Linked DNA regions of Homo sapiens: region 1 is linked to region 2. A link is an interaction called in ENCODE POLR2A ChIA-PET data of the cell type or tissue named here. Cell type or tissue: GM12878. All regions are shown on one strand.

Region 1 (4,000 bases), 79 kb after region 2:
TGGCTGTAGTCCCAGCTACTCAGGAGGCTGAGGCCAGAGGATCACCTGAGCCCTGGAGGTCAAGGTTGTGGTGAGCCATGATTGCACCACTGCACTGTAGCCTGGGCAATAGAGTGAGACCCTGTCTCAAAAAATTGCTTGAAAATCTTGATGTTTGAATTGAAATTTTTTTTGAGATTCAGAAAACTAAAGAAATATAAAGTTAATGATAACATTACTCTAAAACCATTAGATAACCATTATAAAGGCCATTATATAACTTTAATATATGTTCTTATTCACTATGTCCTAAAAAGAGATACTAACATATCAGCTTTTAAAAATCTGACTTCTAGGGCCAGGTGTGGTGGCTCATGCCTGTAATCCCAGCACTTTGGAAGGCCGAGGCAGGCGGATCATGAGGTCAGGAGATCAAGACTATCCTGGCTAACACAGTGAAACCCCATCTCTACTAAAAATACAAAAAATTAGCCAGCCATGATGGCACGCACCTGTAGTCCCAATTACTCAGGAGGCTGAGGCAGGAGAATCGCTTGAACCTGGGAGGCGGAGGTTGCAGTGAGCCAAGATCATGCCACTGCACTCCAGCCTGGGTGACAGAGCAAGACTCCATCTCAAAAAAAAAAAAAACTGACTTCTAGACTTCAGCTTGTCTTTTCCATATATGCAACTAACTTTTCTTATCCTGTACATCAGACATTCATAGTGATGATCTTCATTCAGGTACTACTACATTATCCCAGCTCATTAAAGATTAGAACTTTACATATTGTATAATTTAAGGCAGGTGAATACAATAATTTTTTTAGGGTGGATATTTTGAAAACATTAATAAACATTAATGGTTAAAACAAGATATATTCTCTTGGTAAACTTAAATATTAAGCAATTTTAGTTAACTACAACTTTCTCTCCAATATACACAAACTCCCAGAATACTCAGGTTAATGAAAATTTGCTTGAATCTCACAACAGAATTTTTTTTAAGAGACAAGAGAGTTTCACTCTGTCACCTAGGCTGGAGTGCAGTGGTACCATCATAGCTCAATGGAGTCCCAAACTCCTGGGCTCAAGTGATCCTCCTACCTCAGCCTCCTGAGTAGCTGGGACTATGGCCACAGATCACCATGCCTGGCAGGATCTTTTTCTTTTGGGGATGGGTATTATTTAATTTCCTTGGAACACTAACAAGCTACTTTTAAAGTGATAAAATGGATATAGAAGTACTTTAAAATATCCAAAGTGTTATATATATACGAAGTTCCCAACTTAATTTCTTGGGTTCCCAAAGTTCTTTGGTAAGTGATTGTTTGGAAGCCAATTTATTTTTCCTGTAGAAATTATATTTTAAATGATTATTAACACCCAGCAAACTTGTAACCATGGGGTTACAGATTATTTCTCTGACATTATCATCTTTTTCTTCTACTTTCTCCCTCCCTAGCTTCTCTTCCTTTTTTTTTTTTTTTTTTTTCTTTTCTTACATTTTTCCTGTGCTGTAGTGAAAGGTGAAGAGTTTGTGGATTATGAGCTTAGGAATCAGACAGTCCAGGATTTGAATGTAAAATCTGCCACTTACTACCTGTGTGATCTGAGTTTTCTTAACTTCCATGAGCATTAATTTTTTATTTTTATGTTATAAGGATTAGCTGGTAAGGAAATACACATAAAGCATTTACTATGGGACAAATACATGTTTAAATGGTTCTTCCACTTTCTGTTCATACTTTACCATTCATCTACTTGTTGATCTCTGCTTCTATTTATAGAGGCCTACTCTTTGATAGTGACTATGGATATCCAGTAGCTCACTAACAAGAGTTATAGGAAATACTTCTCTCTGTCTCTCTCTCTCTCTCTAAGGGCAACCTAATTATTCTGACAAACCACTTCCTAATTCCAGTGTATGTAACAAAAATAAGTCCTTTTGCATTTGATTTTATTCATGACATTTCTTGCCCAATTGATCTCAAATATAAAAGCTACTGAGTAAACCTGGAAATCTAATGCTTTTTAAACTTAAAATCATTCATCAAGTGTCCCCTAGTGTATGTATATAAGGACATAAGAAACTGAGGTCTTGATTTTCTTTGATCTGTTGTCTTCAAATGCAGTTGACTCTTCAGGATAGCACGTGGTTTTCTTACTGCTCCGTTCAAGATAAAATGAATAGAAAAGAGTGTACAGGTATATTTTTACATGTTGGTTGCTAAGAGATTTCCCAGTTGTTGCACTTCAGGAAACTTCAAGAATATTTTCATTATCTTTCTCATGTTACCCATGTGATGGCTAGTGACCTAAAGTGGGATTTCTGTGCAGCAGGCATTATAAACATCGGGAAGCACATGTAGTATTACTTTAAAGGCTTCACCTGGGAAGACTTTCTTTAGCTTTATGTATAAATAACTGACTTTCTTTTTTTTTTTTTTTTTGGAGATGGAGTCTCGCTGTGTCGCCCAGGCTGGTGTGCAGTGGCACTATCTCGGCTCACTGCAACCTCTGCCTCCAGGGTTCAAGCAATCCTCCTGCCTCAGCCTCCCAAGTAGCTGGGGCTACAGGTGCTCACCACCACGCCCGGCTAATTTTTTGTATTTTTATTGGAGGCGGGGTTTCACCATGTTGCCCAGGCTGGTCTCGAACTCCTGAGCTCGGGCAATCTGCCCGCCTTGGCCTCCCAAAGTGCTGGGATTACAGGCATGAGCCACCACGCTTGGCCAATAACTGACTTTCTTATATGTCACATTCTGTGCTCTGCCTCTTACAAACATCATCCTAAGTAATCCTCCTAACATCTCTCTGAGATGGGTACTATGTGGCATAGGTGAGGAAACTAAGGCCCATAAGAGTTTAACAACTCACCCAAGGTTACAGAGCTCATGACTAGCAGAGTTTATTGATTTATCAGGAGTCTACAGGGTGCTTGTGTCACCTGTAACCTCTGTGGCATTAAATATTCCTATTAAAAGCAAAAACATTGCTAACCTAATAAGATAATAAATTGAGTCTTGTTTTCATTTATATTCTGACTATTAGAAACATATTTCTTAGTCACTCTTCTGTGAATTGTCTAGTAATTTTTTTTGCCCATTTAATCTTGGTTTTATGGTTTTTCTTATCAGCCTACATGAATGTTTTATATATTAAGTGTATAAAACCTCTCTGATATTTTCCTAGTTTGTTTGCCTTTAAATTTTGCTTTTGCTATATTTTCATGAGCAGAAGTTAAAATCTTTACACACTCAGATCTACCAGTGTTTTCCTATTTAGTTTTTGCTGTGGAATTTACCATTTAATTTTAGAAAGTCCATCCTTGTTAATCAGTTGACTAAAATGCATACACACACACACACACATGTATTTGGAATTTTCTGGTATAATATGAGGTTAAGGATCTGCATTTTCTTTTTCTCCAAATAGCTCATTTCATAATACATGTGTTACTAATATGTGTCACCACAGCTGAGAATCAGCTAGGCTTTGAAGTACATAATTTTACCCTGTAAGTATCTGCTGAGCCTATTTTAGTATGTCCTATGTAATTTTTGTGTTATGACAAAAAATACTTGCTCTGTTAAGTTTTCTTTAAATTATTATTTCATTAAAGAAACAGATTTTTCTTAATATTTTCTTTTTACGCTGGACAGTTTTTGCTTGGGGTGAGCCCAGGGTATATTTTATAAACCTTCTGTGAAAAAAAAATTAATTAACTTAATTCCTATTTTCTAAGGATTTAAAGACAGATATCTCCATTTTGTAGAAATTCTTGATTATCTTGGAGGTGTGGTGCTGTACTGTAAATGTAGAAAGCCATTATCTCTTACCCTCGTTCTTTTATTTTCATTTGAAATATTCTGTAGTTTGTTGGATATAAGTTCTTTCAGGATTGTCACTCTTCACCAGAAAATCAGTTTCATTGAATTGGCACAATAAAGAACTCTATTTTTGCCTCCTGAATGATAAAAATCAATGCAGTGGGGAAAAAATGTGCCCATAAACTTGA
Region 2 (4,000 bases):
GTTTCTTGAGTGCTTTCATCATGGAAAGTTGTTAGATTTTTAATATTTTTTCTATATCTGTTGAGATGATTATGTGATCTTTGTTTTTTATTTAATTAATATATACTACTTCATTGATTGATTTTCTTATTTTGAACCCATCTAAAATATCTGGGATAAATCTTACTTGGTCATGATGTATAATCCTTTTTAAATGTCACTGCATTCATTTGCTGATACTTTGTTGAGTATTTTTACATTAATAGTCATAATGGATATTGGTATATATCCATTCTGTGTTTTGTTGGTTTATATATGTGGATGAGATACCTTTGTCTGGTGTTGGTACCAGGGCCAATAATGGACTCCTAGGATGGGTTAGGAAATGTTTCCTCTTCTATTTTTTGAAGGATTGGTATTAATTCTTTAAATGTTTGATAGATTTTATCAGTAAAGCTTGCTGGGTCTGGGATTTTCTTTATGGAAATGTTTTTGATTACCATTTCTCTTCAGATTTTCTATTTCTTCTTCAGTCAGTTTTAGTAGTTTGTGTTTCTCCAGGAATTTGTCTATTTAATCTAGATTATCTAATTTGTTGGCACATATTAGTTCATAGTATCCTATTTAAGTCCTCTTTATTTCTCTAAGATTGATGTTAATGTCCCTTATTTCATCCTTCCTTTAATAGTTTGAGTCTTATCCCTTTTTTTCTTGGTCAGCCTAGCTAAAGGTTTATTGATTTTTGTTAGCCTTTTCAAAAAATCAATTTTTGGTTTTATTTTTAAAATTATTTTTCTCTTCTCCATTTTATTTATTTTTTTTTTAGTCTTTATTATTTTTTTCCTTCTGGTTGGTTTAGGTTCATTTTTCTCTTATTTTTTCTAGTTTCTTGTGCTAAAAGATTAAATTATTGACTTGAGATCATTCTTCTTTTTAAAATACAGGCATTTTCAATTATAAATTTCCCTCTACTTATCTGCATGCCATTAGTTTTGATATTCTGTGGTTTTTTTATTCATTCATCTCAATGTGTTTTTTGATTTCTCTCGTGAGTTTTTCTTTGACCCATTGTTTATTTAGTAGTACAGTTTTTAATTTTCACATATTTGTGAATTTTTAAATTTCTTTCTGTTACTGATTTATAATTTCATTCCATGATGGTGGGAAAACATCCTTGGTATGATCTCTGTACATTATTGAACATGGTTATTCACATTATTGCCTTTTCAAGTCAATTTTTTTTTTTTTTTTTTTTAGTAATTTCTGTCTCTATTGATTTTGTCTATTTGGTGTGACATCTTTCTCAGGAGTTCCTTTTGTTCTTTGTACATGATTTCCTTCAGCCCTTTGAGCATATTTAGAATATTTGATTTAAAGTCTTTGTCTAGTAAGTCCAGTGTTTGGACTTTATCAGGGACAGTGTCTATTAATTTCATTTTTCAGATATACAGACCACAATTTCTTGTTTCTTTGCATGTCTCATCTTTCTTTGTTAAAACTGGACATTTAGAATAATATATTAACTCCAGAAATCAGGTCTCCCTACTTCAAAGTGTGGTGGTGTTGATGTTTATATTTGTGGAGTTGCCTGTTTGTTTAGCATCTTTCCTGAAAATTTTCTGTGAATTATGTATTCTTTGTCATAGGTGGCCATTGAGGTCTTTGCTGAGTTAGCTTACTGGTCAGTTAATGATTGAACAGGAATTTACTTAAATGCTTTGAACGAATCAGTCTCCTAGCCTTTGCAGAGTTTCTCACTGTATGTGTTAGGCATAACTTGAAAGCTCTCATAGGAAGTGCCCAATTCTACTTGAGCTTTCACTTCCTGCTTTTGTAGAGCATCCAGTTCAGCCAGAGGTGTGGGAGTATTAGCTCAGGTCTTTACTTACTATAGGCCCACACCTATGTGTGTGCATAGCTTTCTGACTTTCCAGGAATATGTTGGAGATTTTCAGTGGCCCCCGTGGACACTTCATCCCCCAGGTTTAAGAAGATTTGTTTTAGGCAGCTGCAGTGTTAAATGGTTGCAACTGATTATTTCCTTTATATGCCTAGAAAAAAGGCCATTTGCATCTATGTGAGCTCTGAGGTCATTTAAAGAAAAGCTCTTAATGCCTGTGTTCAAGGAGCTGTCAGACATTCAAATAGTAACAGTTTACTAAGATGGTGATTTGGGGGAGTTCTAAAGCTGTTCTGTTCCTCCTTCATGTTGTTGCTAGTCTGCTGGTTTTTCATGTGTACTATGATTTTGTGGCTGTTGATATATAAACCTACTACAGAGTTGGGGAGAAGGGTTGAGAATAGGGCAATTTCACATACCCCAAAGCTCACTCTACTTAGTGAGGTTTCAGCCATTTTTCTTGATTTAATGCTCGGATCGTTGTATGCTCTTGTTGAATTTCCGGAGTTCTGAAAAAGTTTGATGAGTTTTGTCAATATTCTTACTGCTTGTGTGAACAATTGGATTTCCTGAGGCCTTTCCTCTGCTGTTCCGTGATTTGGATTCCGTTTGTTTTTCAGTAATTATTGTTTATGTAACTTTATATTTGTACCTTCCCCTACTGCCAAAGAAAACCTTTTTATCCTGCAGTTCAGTCATTTTATAAGATCCATTAACCCTGGAGTCCCAGTGTGTTTTTTAACTGCCTTAAAAAAAATACTTTAATATGCTGCATACATTTTGCTACATTTAAACATCTATATACAACACTTTTAATGGCTGTCTGACATTCTGTAACATGTGTCAGAAATATACAACCAGGCTGGGTGGGGTGGCTCACGCCTGTAATCCCAGCACTTTGAGAGGCTGAGGCTGGTGGATCACCTGAGGTCAGGAGTTCGAGACCAGCCTGGCCAACATAGTGAAACCCTGTATCTACTAAAAATACAAAAATTACCTGGGAGTGGTGGTGCGTGCCTTTTTCTTTGCAGTATCTGTGTATTTTGAATCAGTTACTATTGACCACATATTCTCAGCCACCATGGGAATGAAGCTACTAATGATAAGATTAGGGGCTAACGTTAGTATTCATTTGTGTTTGATCTGCTAATAACATTCTTTGAGGATATTTTTTCCAGTTCTGAAATTCCTTCATTCAGTATCCCCGTGTTGCCTGACTGGGAAGTCTTAAAAGGGAACACTTTAATATTTTTCTTTTTACTATATCATGAAAATTCTACTTGACTCACTTACGATTTTTAAAAATCTTTTAAAATTTTTTTAAAAATTCTTTTATGGGAATTTTTAAATCAAGTTATATTATTTGTTATCCAGTGGTATTGAAAAGTGGCTATTACTTTTTAGTTGGCTTTAGTATTCTGAGTCAGGCAAAGTTTGTGAATTTTCAGTAGAATTTTTATTATAATTACATAAATTATCCATTTTTTCCCTAAAATCTTGAAATCCTGGGATGAAAGTTCTTTAGTATTGCATACGGTTCACTTGTCACCTGCAGGAGAGGGAGAATTCCCCAAGGACAAACTATTTTAATATTTTGAGCAGGAGGCAGATACAGTTTAGTTGAGAAAAGATTTATTCTTTGATTTTAATATGTCTGGAGTTTTTACCCACAAATGATCACTATTTTAGGAAAGGGGTGGCTTTTTCTTCAATAAGGCAGAGCATTAAAAAGATAACTACTTTCTATCAGTGTTAAGAGATGTATAAATAGGAAAAAATATATGAAATAAGGTAAATCTATTTCAAAATGGAGAGAATTGGGGAAAAGCACTGTTTGAAGAGATGATGACTGTCAATCTGAATTGAACAAAACACATCTTGTACAAAATACATAAAAATAACTCTTTTCTCCCCTGCCTAAGAAAACTCCTAGGGAACAAGAGATGGAAGGAACTTGGGTCCCTAAATGACCTTATGGTGTTAATCCATTAATCTGCCCCACCGTGTGTTTTATGAGCTTTAAGGATTTTTTTTGCTAGCCGAAAACAACGCAATGATGAAAAGCACAAATCTTTGTTCATCTTAAGTGAAATGCCCAACTCTTCATTATTCATCTTTAGA

Evidence for each region. ChIA-PET counts read pairs that join two places held together with the same protein. Peaks named below come from ENCODE experiments on the same cell type or tissue, not always from the same donor. Only the 100,000 strongest peaks of a DNase experiment are listed, where the experiment ranks them.
Region 1: POLR2A ChIA-PET joins it to region 2 with 7 read pairs; 4 of 35 experiments call an interaction of 5 or more read pairs at or near these places.

The regions. Positions count from the first base shown.
Region 1 is chr16:47,601,089-47,605,088 of GRCh38, forward strand. The region is part of intron 13 of PHKB (phosphorylase kinase regulatory subunit beta); the gene reads left to right. Among named protein-coding and RNA genes, the nearest start is that of PHKB, 140 kb to the left of the region's middle. In GM12878, no CTCF peak of the experiment used is centred here; no DNase peak of the experiment used is centred here.
Region 2 is chr16:47,521,748-47,525,747 of GRCh38, forward strand. All of the region lies in intron 6 of PHKB (phosphorylase kinase regulatory subunit beta), which reads left to right. Among named protein-coding and RNA genes, the nearest start is that of PHKB, 62 kb to the left of the region's middle. In GM12878, no CTCF peak of the experiment used is centred here; a DNase peak (open chromatin) is centred at 1,784; H3K27ac peaks cover 943 bases.